Regions from separate parts of the Mus musculus genome. Here all the other regions are linked to region 3. The links are chromatin contacts, found by POLR2A ChIA-PET in ENCODE. All regions are on one chromosome and are shown on one strand. The core of a region is the stretch at or near the end of the contact, and the rest is flanking DNA. Distances in the headings are between cores, read along the strand shown.

Region 1 (4,272 bases), core at 1,247-3,746, 95 kb after region 3:
TAACTGCCGAGTCACCTCTCCAGACCATACTTGATTACTTACATACCTCTCTTGCCTCAGCTAGGTCAATTTAGAAACTGTAACTTCAAATACATGTACATTTTTCACCCACACTCCCTCTACCACCCGCTCTGACCTTTGGAGACAGGGTCTTACTATATAGTTCAGGCTGGCCTTGAACTCACAGACATCAGCTTGCCTCTGCCTCCCAAGTGCTGGGATTAGTACGTAAGCCACTACACCACTCACACTTCATGCTGTTTCTTTCCCTCTCCCTTTGTACTGTTGAACACTTTACTGTTTTATTTTTGAGATGAAGGCTCATGCAGCCCAGGCCAGCTTAGAACTAGGTATCCAAGGATGATGCTGACTTCCTGATGACAGGGAACAGGTAGGTGTGTACCACTTGGCCCAGTTCATGTGATGCTGGGGATGGAAATCAGGTTTCACATTAAGCAAGCACTGTACAAATGAATCACACCCATAATTTATGTGCATATTACTTTTTTATTTTTGTGTGAGATAGGGTTTTTCTGCATGGCAATCTTTCTGATTTAAAAACAAAACAAAACAAAACAAAAAAACAACCCAAACAATTCTACAGCTCCTTCACCCCAGGGACCCTCCCATCTCTGCCTCACCAATGCTAAGATTGCAGGCATGTGGCACTGTGCCCCAGGCTCAAGAACTTGATGTGTGTGTCACAGGGAATTGAAACCAGGGTCTCACATATGCTATGTGGTGCTCGACCCTAGCTTCTCATTTTAAAATTAGTTGCTTTTTTCCCTTATTTTAGTTTTTGATGACAAGGTCACCCTACTCCCACCCCACTCCAACCCTGGGCTGGCCTGAAAAGAAATCACTATATAGATGGACTAGCCTTGCTTGGCAGTCACAGAGATCTACCTACCTTTGCCTCTCAAGAGATTAAAGGTGTATAAGCAACCAGACCCTGCTTTTCAGGGTCTTATATTTAACCCTCTTCTCATTCTGATACAATTCTACCCATCTCAAGAATAATCCCGAGAGGGCAAAAAAAACCGAGTGAGTAGGGAGATCTCAAATTAAAGGGGAATGAAATATCAAGCTGCAATATAAACTGTAGTTTGATTGTAATTTAACAAACTAACATTTTAAAAAATATTTTTAGGGTTGAGCAGTGGTGGCCCTTTAATCCCAGCACTTGGAAGGTAGAGGCAGGCATTTCTCTGAGTTTGAGCCCTGTCTGGTCTACAGAATGAGTCCAGGACAGCCAAGGATACACAGAGAAACTCTGTCTCTAAAAGCCAAAATTAAATTTTTTTTAAGGACCAGGTTAAATCTTCTGTCCTTTGCCAGTATCTGTACACTCACGGCACACAAACACATACATAAAAAGTGGACACCTCTAAGCCCCAGCATACAGAGGCAGAAACTGATGGATCTTTGTGATTTGAGGCCAGCCTGGTCTACATAGTGAGATTCTGTCACATAACAAACTACAATCTAAGACCATATTTTATGCCTTATAATCCCAATTCTAAAGAAGCTGTCGCTGGAGATCACAAGCTCAAGACAAGCTAGGGCTACACAGTCAAGACCTTTATACCAAAATAAATAAATAAATAATTAAATAAATAAATAACCCACCCTCACCCCCCCCCAAAAAAAAAAACCAAACCCCTAAACAAGGGGCCTCTGCGCCGTAGCTTAGCTGAGAGAGTGCTTGAATCTCTATGAATTTGAGGTTAGCCTGGTCTATGTTCCAGGCCAGACAAGGCGACATAGTTGAGCCTCTGCCTCAAGTATAAAATAAAATAGGATATTAGTATATAAGAGCTCCTGTTGCTCTCGAAGACGCTCCGTTTTCAGTCTCCAGCACCCAAGCAGTGGTTTATAACCATGTTTCTTCTGTTGTAGGGATCCAACCTGACCTCCGCCGGCACCAGACACCCTCGTGGTGCACCTATATACGAGGTTGCAAAACACTCATACACATAAAATATCCTAAGAAAAACTGAATCCAAAAGTAACTAGAGATAAAAGGTGCATTTAAACAACATTTTGAGTATCCGATTACTATGTATGTGACTTAAGCGTATCTTTAACTTTCAAAGCTTTCTACAAATAAAAGCTACGAGTCACACGAGTGCACCAGCTCAAGACATGGAAATGGAGAAAAGGAAAATCAGAATGCCTTACTCCCAACGCCCCAGACAGGGCTGAATACCAGAAGAGACCCTGCTTCAAAAAAAGAAAAAAAAAAAGAAAAAGTGCAGTTTCATGATGGCCAGCCCCAGCAAGTAGCCCGAGACCCTGCAAACCCCCTCCGAGGTTAGGGTAGCATCTAGAGCGCAGGATACAGTCACTTTCAGGTGTTCAAGGATAAGGGTGATATAGGCACAGAGCCACACACTGACCTAGCTGAAGCCTGGGGCAGGACAGGAGCCACAGCAGCAACACCGGAGGGAGCAAGGAACCCATGCTGGGGAACCAGAACTCAGAGCGCATGCGTCTGCTCGGGCGCTTCTTCGCGCCTGCGCACTCGCACTGACTCAGTGACCAATGGCAGGGCGCTCCTTGGGAGCTTGCCTGTCAGGCCCGCCCATGAATGAACACAGGCCCACACCCATCCTACTCTGATTTTATCTGACTGCTTTTGTGTGATGTTAACACCCTTGCAGGTCCAATGTGCTGCAGTCTCAGCTGGCTAGAAGTTGCCCACGGTGCTGGGCACTAACTGCCTGTCTGTGAGAACCAGTAGTACGTAGCTGAGCCAACTCTCCACCCAGATATTTTCCTCTATTCAGTTGAGCTGTTCACTCACTCACTGTGGAATACGGAGCCAGCCCCTCTCCCCAAGTATCACACATAAAATCAAGTACATGAAAACCAAAGAGATAAGCTGTTACAGGTATGATGCAAAACCAAGATAGAAAATAGCCTAAAAAATCTTGTTTCACCCAAACCCTTATTCTTCAACAACCGTCCTTTTGGCTGTTAAATGTGTAACTCTCTCAGCCTCTTGTGTTCCCATGTCTGGAAGTTGGGTGGCAGAGTTCTGACCTTCCAGCCTCCACGGAGTAACTTGGCTTTATTAGCTTTTCTGAAGCATTTTCAGTCATTTCAAGTGTGAATGATCCAGTAGCTTCACTCTTTAAGTATTTATTAGACATTATGAAACCCATAAATTACCCAGATGTGTTTTACACTGGCAAGGATCTTACATGTTTAACAGGGAGTTGGCTGGATAATTTCAAATACATCCACAACAAATTATTCTTTCGACCTGGGGTCTCCTGTAGCCTGAGTTGGCATAGAAATTCCGGACTATTTCCAAAGGGCTAGGCTTACAGGCATGTGTCACCATGCCTTATTTAGGAGAAAACCATTACAAACTTTCAAAGAACACTTACGGAACAAGGGTAGACAACATGCTTATCTTATGTAATTTTTGTATCGGTGTAGCTAAAACATCTTGTTCAGTGGGTTGAAAAAGAGCTGCTTTGAGTGTCTTCAGATACTCAAGGCAAAAATAAAATAAAATTTTACAGTATAATTTGAATAGGTGTCAAATGTCCCGTTTCTTTTCTCCAATCAGGAAGAGAAAATTTTTTTCCAAATCACTTGAAGCTTGGACAAAAATAACCATTCCCCCCAACATCCTGTAGTATCACAGGCAGGCCTCAACCCTTCAGAGAGGACATCCCAGCTCGCATGATCTCGTCGACCAGGAGAATGTTGGTGGCGATCACAGTACTGAAAAGGAGGAAGAGAGGACAGATGAGCTATCAACCCAAACTGCTGTGTCTGCCGCCCGCCCGCGAGCCGCCATGATCGTGTACACTCACCAGGAGTGTAGCAGCTGCTTCTTCACACAGTAGTTATCCCACACACCCATCTCTGCAGCCACCATCGGCTCACCTGCAAATAACCAAGAGCACCAAAGGCTTTTTTCATATATTTTATGAACCCTACCAATTCTAAAACAGAAAACATGGGCCAATTGAGACCATATTTTTTTTTCCTTTTCAAAAGATAAGAATTTTCTATACTACAGCGCAAGACAGCATCCAGGCTGCGGTCCTGTTGCCTCAGTTCTGAAAGGATCACAGGCTGCATCAGGTCAACCTCAGGGACTTTAAATACAAAGGAACAGTACTCTTCCATTAGTAACCAAGACTTCTCCAAACACTCTTAGCAATGCCTTACAGTCAGTGCTCACTGCTTAGCAGACTGCTGCACACTCTGCTCAGGACACACTGCTGTTGACGCACAACACATGCACTTTTG
Region 2 (4,589 bases), core at 1,979-4,478, 82 kb before region 3:
TTGAGTTTGTTTGTTTTGAGTCAAGGTCTTAAGGAGCCCAGGCTGACCTCAGACTGGCTATGTAGACAAGGATTCCTTTGAACTCTCTGTCCTCCTGCCTCTCCCTCCCAAGCAGTGCTGGGGATGCTTGGGAAAGCACTTCCTTAGTGATCTGCATTGCCAGCCTTTCCTTGCCCTTTGTTTTCATCCAAAGGACTGGAAAGGCGGGTGATTGTCATGTGAGGCTCAGGGGCAACCCTGTTAGTGGGTTGTTCATTAATGTGATCCCTCGGGTGACTAGCCAGATCTTGGAGAGCTTTCCCGGGCAGATGGGCAGATATTGCATGTGAGATGCTAATCTTTACACTTCCTGCCTCTGTGTCTCCTACTCTCCCAGACTCTCCTTTCCTCACCTTGAGGAGCGTGGCGATTATCAGGGCCACCTTCTAGATATGCTCCATGAGAACTTAAAAAGGCTATCCATATAAAATATTTAACACAGTGCCTACAATATGTTAGAATTCAAGATATTGCCAGGTGTCTTGGCACACACATGTCACCTCCAGCCCTTGGAACCAGTCTCTCTTTGGTTTGTCTTGAAAAACCAAGAGAGAGAGAGAGAGAGAGAGCTCTAGTTAACTCTCCTAAATATTTTTCATTTGTTTCAGTTATTTGACACAGGATCTCATATAGCCTAGTCCCACCATGAACTCACCTATGCAAGTGAGGATAAACCTGAATAGATCTGAAACTCCTGACCCAGCTTCCACCCCCTGACAGCTGAGATCCCAGGCATGAACCACTATGCTAGCTTTAAGCAGGATTAAGATTCAAGCCCTGAGCTTCATGCATGCTAAGCAAGCACTCGACCAACTGTATCCCAAGGCTTCTCCTAAGGTTTCCTAAACTTTCTCTGCTCTTTGGATACAAACCAGAGCTTGAGGTTTCCTAGGCTGACGCTCACAGGGTGAGAGTGAACTAAGACTCCCTCTTGCTCTGAGAGGGCTCTACTCTGAGACATGCCACCAGCTTCTTTTGACAGGCACTCTAATGCCAAGCCAAACTCCAAATCCTCCCTGGGTGATTCTAGACGAGTGTCCAGTGCTGAGCCATGCCCTTCTCATTTCATAGATTCTAAGCGAGTGCTCTATTTCTGAGCCATTCCAGAACTCTTTTTTTTTTTTTTTTGGTTTTTCAAGACAGGGTTTCTCTGTGTAGCCCTGGCTGTCCTGGAACTCACTCTGTAGACCAGGCTGGCCTTGAACTAAGAACTCAGAAATCTGTCTGCCTCTGCCTCCCAAGTGCTGGGATTAAAGGCATGCGCCACCACGCCCAACCATACCAGAACTCTTAAGCACTTACTATAATCTAGGTCTATTTGGCATGATTTTGAAAACTTGTTTCTACACAAGGCATGGAAGTTTGATTAAAGTCCTGCATTGTGTGATACAGACATTCTAGCAACTACTGAGCATGCTCCTCGAATGTTCCCAGTCCCATCTTGGCTATCTCTAGCATCTCTGGTCTGTTGGTGATTAAAAACGTCCATAGTCCATAAGGGGCTGTAGGGATGGCTCCGGGGTTAAGAGGATGTGTTGCTCTTGCAGAGAATCCAGTTTCAGTTTCCAGCTTGCCGAATACAGAGGCTCACTGTCGTCTGTAACTCCAGTTCCATGGATGCCCACGTGCTCCTCTGACTGCCACTGGTATCAGGCACATACATAATGCACATACATACACGCATCCTCCATGATTGGAGGTCTATCATGACACACCTGGTCTCCACAGTGGCCGCTGCCCACTCTTCCAGCCATGTTCTTGTGCTGATTCAAGGTAAGCCCAGACCTCCTGCTTTGAGAATGAACGTGATAGACTGAAGGAAGCCCTGAGTTTTAACCCTCAATTGCCCGTTAGAATCCCTTTCTAGACTCTCTAAAGAATACCAACTGGACTACATCCCAACTTTGGGGGGGAGGTTTGTCCTTTTTTTTTGTACATTTATGTATGTAGTATGCATGCATGTGTATGTATCATGCATATGCATAGAGTGTAGAGGACAATTTGGTGAAGTCATTCTCTCTTTCCACTATGTGGGTCCTGGGATCAAAATCAGATTGTAAGATTTGACAATAAGCACCTTTACCCATTGAGGCACCTCACTGGATCCATCTTTTCTTTAGGTAGGCATTTATTTGGGGGTGGGGGAGGGGAGGTGTGCACCACTTGCCACAGAACATGTGTAGAGGTTGGAGAACAACCCTTTGGGGTCCATTCTTGCCTTTCCCCTTATTGAGGCAGGGCCTCTCTTATATTTGTCACTGCTCCAAGTTCCAGACTAGCTGGCCCCCACATTCCTCTAGTCTTCTCGCCCGTCTTGAGTAGAAATACTGAGACCACAGATGAGTCCCACAGCCGACCTTCTATATGATTTCCAGGGATCGAACTCAGCTGGCCAACCTTTCAAGGCTAGCTCTTGTGCTGAGCCATCTCTCTAAGCCCTGGATTCAAAGTCTTGACATTCCTACCTCAGGCTCCCGACTGCTGCGATCGCAGGTATGTGCTAACAGTTATCACAGGTAACTTAGCATTTAGCAGATATCTTTCCACAGCCTGACTGCCAGCCTTTTTTTTTCTTTCTTTTTTTTTTTTTTTTTTTAATTCCATAACCCAGGCTACCTTGAGCTGGCTTATGCAGCTCAGGATGACCTAGAACTTCTGACCCTCCTCCATCAATCTCCCGAAAGCCAGGACTACTGGCGTATACCACCATGCTTCATTAGTAGTCTGTATTGGCCTGGAACCTGAAGCAAGCCTTTTGCCTCAGCCTCCAGAGTACTGGTATAACCGGCATACAAAACCATACCTGATTTAGCATGATTTACCTCTGCCCCCTACTTTAAGACAAGGTCTCACTCTTTAGTCCCTGTTGCCCACCCCCAAGCCCCCTACCCCTACCCCCCACTCCCCACCCCGGCCGGCCTCTGCCTCCCAAGTGCTGAAACGGTTTTGAAACAGGTTCATCTGCAACCCAGGCCTGGAACCTCCAGCAATCTTCCTGCCTCAGCCTCCCGGGTGCTGCAGGGATGACAAACCTGTCGTCTGTCTTCACCTCAGCAAAGGTTTTGTGTGCTTGAACCTCAGTACAACTAGTGCTGACTCCCTGGAAATCACCTCTTCCTGCTGCTAGTAGCTTAGCCAGAGGTGGTCCCGCCCATAAGCGTGATTGATGAGTCACACCCACCTCTCCCAATTGGCTCTACTCTTCCAGGAGGCGGGGACAAGACAGAGGGGCAGCGGACGCCATCCGGACCAGAAAAAGCCAGGAGAGACCAGAAGGTAACCTGGTCCCTGAGTGTCTTGATCCACTAGGTCCAGGGAACGTGGGACAGAGGGAACAAACAAGAAGGAACGCGAAGTCTGTGGTGCGCTTGCTGAGTGCTGCCCACGTCCTGCAAGCCGAGCAGGTGTCCCAACTCCGTCCCTGCCCCGTAGACCTCCCGAGCCGAGTTGGTCAGTGTGGTCTTGTCTTCCAGATTCGTAAGACAGAAGCTCCAGGAGGAGGAGGAACCGCCCAACATGGCATCAGAGGTGTGTAGGACTGAGGGGACCTTGCAAAGGAGCGGGGAGGAACCAGTCGGGTTTAACCGCGTATGGGGGCCATCTCCTGCCACACAGACCTGCAGTGATCCTGAAATTCCCGACCACACTTCCAAAGACTGGCTTCACGTAGACTCAGGGATGTCCGCGTCGTTATCTGCCCATCCAGCGCCACCTAGTGGCTTATGTAATGATCTCACTATTGGCCACTATGTCGGGCGGTTTTCCCCGTTTTTTTTTGTTTTTGTTGTTGTTGTTTTGTAGTTTTTTTTTTTTTTCTCGTTTGTTTTTTGAGACAGGGTTCCCATGTGTAATCCTGGAACTCGCTCTGTAGACCAGGCTGGCCTCGACCTCAGAGATCCACCTGCTTCTGCCTCCCAGAGCGCTGGGATTAAAGGTATGAGCCACTGAGCCCTGCGTTTTCCCTTTTTAAAGAATTATTTTAAAATGTATATTTGTATGGATGTTTTGCCTGCATGTATAGACGTCTGTGAACCCCGGGGCTGGCTACTCCCTATGTGGGATCTAAAGGAATGGAGTTACAGATGTTTGAGAGCCACCATGTGGGTGAAGACCAAACCTCCATGCTCTTACTGGCTGAGCCCGGCTCTCCAGCCCCTGTTTTTCTTTCTTTGAGACAGTGGCTAACTTTTAGCCCAGGCTAGACTGGAATTCACCTCTACTCAGACTGGCCTTAAGCGTCTGACAAGTCACCTGCATCCACCTGCTGAGTGTTCAGATTCCGGGTGTGACCTACCACATGAAAGCTTTCCACTTTTTTTTTTTTTTTTTTTTTTTTTTAGCATTGTTTGTTCGTACATAAGTATGTCCATGTGAGCTCTCATACATGTGGTGATCAGAGGACAAAATGTGGGAGTGGATTCTCTTTTCAACAGGCTTGGCAGCAAGGGCCTTTACCCAGTTAGCTACCTCATCTTCCTTACATACCGCTTTTCACCCCACATCCTCTTGTCAGGCCCCACCCAATAGGATAACTCTCTCCTCCTATTCGC
Region 3 (4,265 bases), core at 1,345-3,844:
CATACAGTGAATTACTTCTTACATGGCCAAATAATAAAAAGCCCAGTAAGATTTTTGTATAGACTGCATTAAAAGAAAAATTCTAGGGCTGGAGAGATGGCTCAGAGGTTAAGAGCACTGACTGCTCTTTCAGAGGTCCAGAGTTCAAATCCCAGCAACCACATGGTGGCTCACAACCATCCATAATGAGATCTGATGCCCTCTTCTGGTGTGTGTGAAGATAGCTACAGTGTACTTATATATAATAAGTAAATAAATCTTTAAAAAAAAAAGAAAAATTCTAAAGTTGGTAATAATTATAAATATATTTCATATTAACCTATCCAGTCATTTTTATTTCATGGTTTCTAAGTATTTGAAATATGCTCCTGCATGCTTTTTTTTATTCTGCATTCATTCATTCAATTTGGGGTGTTAAAAACTTAAGTTTAAAAATTCTTTCCAAAGCCGGGCGGTGGTGGCGCACACCTTTAATCCCAGCACTTAGGAGGCAGAGGCAGGCGGATTTCTGAGTTCAAGGCCAGCCTGGTCTACAGAGTGAGTTCCAGGACAGCCAGGGCTATACAGAGAAACCCTGTCTCAAAAAGAAAAAAAAAAAAAAATCCTTTCCAAAGGTGCAAAGAACATTTAAAAATGTGAATGTGTGCATAAAATATACTTGGTGGGCTCAGTGAGAGGACTCAGCTGGTAAAGATGCTTGCCAGCAAGCCTGATGACCTGAGTTCAATCCCTAGGACCCATCTGGTGGGAAACTGACTCCCACATGTTGTCCAATGACCTCCATAAGTGTGTGTGCTACCCCACTCCCAACATAAATATGTGCAATAGAAGCACGATACACTTAGTGGTTCTCAAGGTGTCTAGTCTAAAAGAAAGTCTAGGAGGCCTCAACCTGGATGCAAATAAAACTCCTGAGGGCTCTTCATCACAGATACATTCTGCACTATAAACTCAATGCATTTAAAAAAAAAAAACAAAACTGCTTAATGAGGCCATAATGACAACCATTTTTCTACTAAAAAGTTACAGGAATTCCACTTATAAGCACGAGCTAGCCTAGCCTAGCTGGTCTATGAAAAGGGCTAAGTGGGAAAGATCAACAGCCTTAAGTTTGCAGATAAGAAACTCCAACCCTAGCTTCTTCAAATACTCCTCCACCAATATGGAGGGCAAAATAAACTAGTGAGCTATATACATTTGTGTCTCCCTAGCATTTATCAAAAGGAGGGAATGTAGTGAAATGTTAAGCACTGTTAACAAACATCAAAATATTAGGGGTAGGACTCTCTATTAAAATGTCAAACTATCTATTCTGCAATAATTCTTTTCACTTTTGCTGGTTTTGATGACTGCTATCAGTTTTTTAAAAAGCCTTTTTTAAAAGTGTAAAATACTTTTTTCTAAGAAAAAAAGCTAGCACACTACATAAAATGTTAACAGGAAAAAAAATCGATGGTATTTTCAAGAAACAAAAAATTGTTTAAATAAACCTGCTTAGCAAAGTTTCGTAAATCTAATCTCTTGCGGATTATTCCGCTAATACTAATCAGCAACATGTAAAAGTCATTCTAAGTCACCCACGGTGGTGCATGCTTGTATTTCCCTACTCAAAAGACTGAGGCAGGGGAATAGCTGTAGAGGTTATAGTCCGATGAGTTTCAGGCCAGTGTGGGTCACAACTCAGATCCTTTCATAAAATAACAGTCATCGTAGTACCTAAAATATCACTATACACAAGGTACTCATCGTTTACTCTAAACTTAAAGTAGACCCGAACTCTGGCCATTTTCCCCCTGCTGGGCACACTTCGTGAAATACACAAGGGAGAAAAATCCAAGAAATCAGATAGGGTTAAGTGCTGGTACCTTCCTCTTCCAGAGTAGGGTCAAATGCGTGTCTACCCGCAAATGTCACTGTCGCCTCCAGAAGGCTGCCAATTCTCCTTAACTCTGAGTACAAAGAGGCCTGAGCACCGAAAACACCTGTCCCGAACAACCCAGAGGATAGTGATAAAAGCCACCGGACATATAGCCCCGGGGTAGCAGAGGTCCCAAGACCCCGGGGATGAATGCTGGCTTCGCCGATCTCTGCATCGGGGGTCTTCACACGCCTCTCTCGGCGACAACAGGGAGAAAAGTCACACCGGCCAGGACGCGCCCGCGCCCTCCCGGCTGCACTGTGCCACCTCATCCCGGAGGCCTGCCCTCAGCCGCCGCCCCCCGGTCACCGCCGTCCGGGTCGCGGCCCGGGCCCCGCTCTCTCAGGCCGGAGCTCCCCGCGCGCTCCCCGCCCCCCGCCGCCGCCCGCGTCGCGCTCCCCTCACTCAAGCCGGGCTACCTGGAGGCCAGGGCGGCGGAGCACTTCACCCAGGGCCCCAGGTCGCAGAGGGCCCGGTGCTCCGGGTCCCTCTCCTTCTCCCGCTCCACGTGGTAGGCGTAGATGGAGAGCAGGATCCCGGCGGCGCACACTGCATACCGGGCCACCCGTTCCCAACGCGGCACCGACACTCTCAGCAGGACGGGCGCCGCCATCTTCCCCCCTCCGCCGCCGCCGCCGCCTCCCTCCGCCTCCACCTCAGACGCCGCCGCCCGTCGGGGCCCGACCCAGCCGCCGCCGCTGCCGCCACCGCCTCCGCCGCCGCCGCCGCCGCCGCCACCACCGCCGCGCCCCATTGGCTCGGTCGCCTCCTCCGGGCCCCGCCCCCACAGGCGCGCGGCCCAACCGCCCCGAGAGGAGTGAGGCGGACTGGGCGGGGAAGGCGCGCGCGGACACAGAGGGAGGGGCGGAGCGCGCAACCGCCAGGGAGGCGGTGCGGCGCATGCGGAGGGCGGGGTCTGAAAGAGGGAAGGGCTTGAGGAGGGGCGGAGCTTGACCAGAATTGGGGCGGAGCGAGAAAGCCGCTCATAAGTGTGGAGGGAGGAGGCGGAGCGCGCAACAGCGGGGAGGTGGTGCGGCGCATGCGGAGGGCGTGGCTGACGGTGGGCGTGGTTTGATTTTAAAGGGGCGGGTGGGAAAACCGCGCGCGGGCGGGGAAGAGGCGGAGGTTGTAAGCAGCCAGGGTTGCGTGGCGCAAGTGAAGGGTGGTGCTGAGAAATGGGGTTCGTTACACTGGAGGGCGCGGTCAGAAGGGAGGCGGAACAAGGTGGGGCGGGAGCGAAGGGAAGGGGCGGAGCGCAAAAACTCTGGTGTGCTGGATGGGGCAGGGGCGTGACCAGGAAGGATGAGGGGTGTGGCCTAGGAAAGGGGTGAGGCGAGAGGTGGTTTGGCTTAATCTTAGGGTCTGTTACAAGGGATCGATTTCAAAGATACTACTACAATGCTTGACTGGGCAAGCCCTTGGCTCCTGGTAGCAATCAGTTGCCTTTCTGCACACACACACATTTCCGTCGTTATCACTTGATATTTCTTATCCAATCCAAATTGTCCCTGACCAATGGCTCCAGAGCTCCAGAGACACGTTTGTGTGACATGATCTTCCCCAGGCACCACCTCCAGGCGTCTTGTGTTCAACATGTGAGAAACTTTTTTCTTAAATGCGCAAAACTATTTTTACATTTAAAAAAACCTATTTTTAAATGGGTTCATGAATACTTCTCTATAATTTGGATTTGATGTGGCTTTAACATAATCCATACTAAAAGGATAAAAATGAACTTTAAAAAAAAAGCTCAAAAACTTGGAAAAAGGGAAATCAGAAGAAAACGAAACGTGAGGAGGTCATAGAGGCTTGCAAAATTGTTAAAATTGAGCCATAACTGATTCTGAGCTTCCTTGCTGTCAAAACTGGACAGGAAAACCCATGTAAGGATATCTGTGTCTACAAAGAAACAAGCTGTTGATGGAGATTGCTAGCTTTTGCTTCAATGCAGCTCTTAGGCTTTGGGGGCATCACCTAGTGATTTTGATTAATAAGTAATGTTCTTCAATTAATTATACAATGTTGGATAACAAATCACCCCAATTTTTTGCAGCTTTAAGCAAGCTAATAAACTGGGTGTCTGTTTGTTTTGTTTGGGGTTTTTTTTTTTTCATTTTCTCTGCGTCAGGAATCTTCCGGCTCAGTCTCTCCACCTTTCCCTCTCTCTTTCTCTTCCTCTCTACCTTGGATCAAATTAAGATGTGAGGCATGGCTGTAGTCATCTCAAACCCTGAGAGTCCTCTTTCAGGTTCTCTCCTATGGCAGTGAGAAGGCTGCAGGTCCTCCCTGGGCAGTAACAACAGCTCCAATTTACACCTCCAGAAAACACAGCTGGCTTCCATCCCAC

The links. ChIA-PET counts read pairs that join two places held with the same protein, here RNA polymerase II (POLR2A).
Region 1: POLR2A ChIA-PET joins it to region 3 with 13 read pairs in Patski. The contact joins the promoter of Sumf2 here to the promoter of Vkorc1l1 in region 3. POLR2A ChIA-PET finds 5 or more read pairs at or near these places in 2 of 5 experiments (Patski and embryonic stem cell).
Region 2: POLR2A ChIA-PET joins it to region 3 with 11 read pairs in Patski. The contact joins the promoter of Asl here to the promoter of Vkorc1l1 in region 3. POLR2A ChIA-PET finds 5 or more read pairs at or near these places in 2 of 5 experiments (Patski and embryonic stem cell).

Annotation. Positions count from the first base shown.
Region 1 is chr5:129,845,214-129,849,485 of GRCm38, reverse strand. Sumf2 (sulfatase modifying factor 2) reads right to left here and starts at 2,496. Exons shown (of 9, transcript NM_026445.2): 1 at 2,400-2,496. The coding sequence starts at 2,490. It overlaps Cct6a (chaperonin containing Tcp1, subunit 6a (zeta)), which reads right to left. Exons shown (of 13, transcript NM_009838.2): 12 at 3,831-3,903; 13 at 3,043-3,738. The coding sequence ends at 3,666.
Region 2 is chr5:130,023,020-130,027,608 of GRCm38, reverse strand. It overlaps Asl (argininosuccinate lyase), which reads left to right and starts at 3,228. Exons shown (of 17, transcript NM_133768.5): 1 at 3,228-3,315; 2 at 3,513-3,567. The coding sequence starts at 3,556. Gm40334 (a long non-coding RNA gene) reads left to right here. Exons shown (of 3, transcript XR_868562.1): 2 at 1,587-1,812; 3 at 2,415-2,481.
Region 3 is chr5:129,940,438-129,944,702 of GRCm38, reverse strand. Vkorc1l1 (vitamin K epoxide reductase complex, subunit 1-like 1) reads right to left here and starts at 2,594. Exons shown (of 3, transcript NM_027121.4): 1 at 2,338-2,594. The coding sequence starts at 2,531.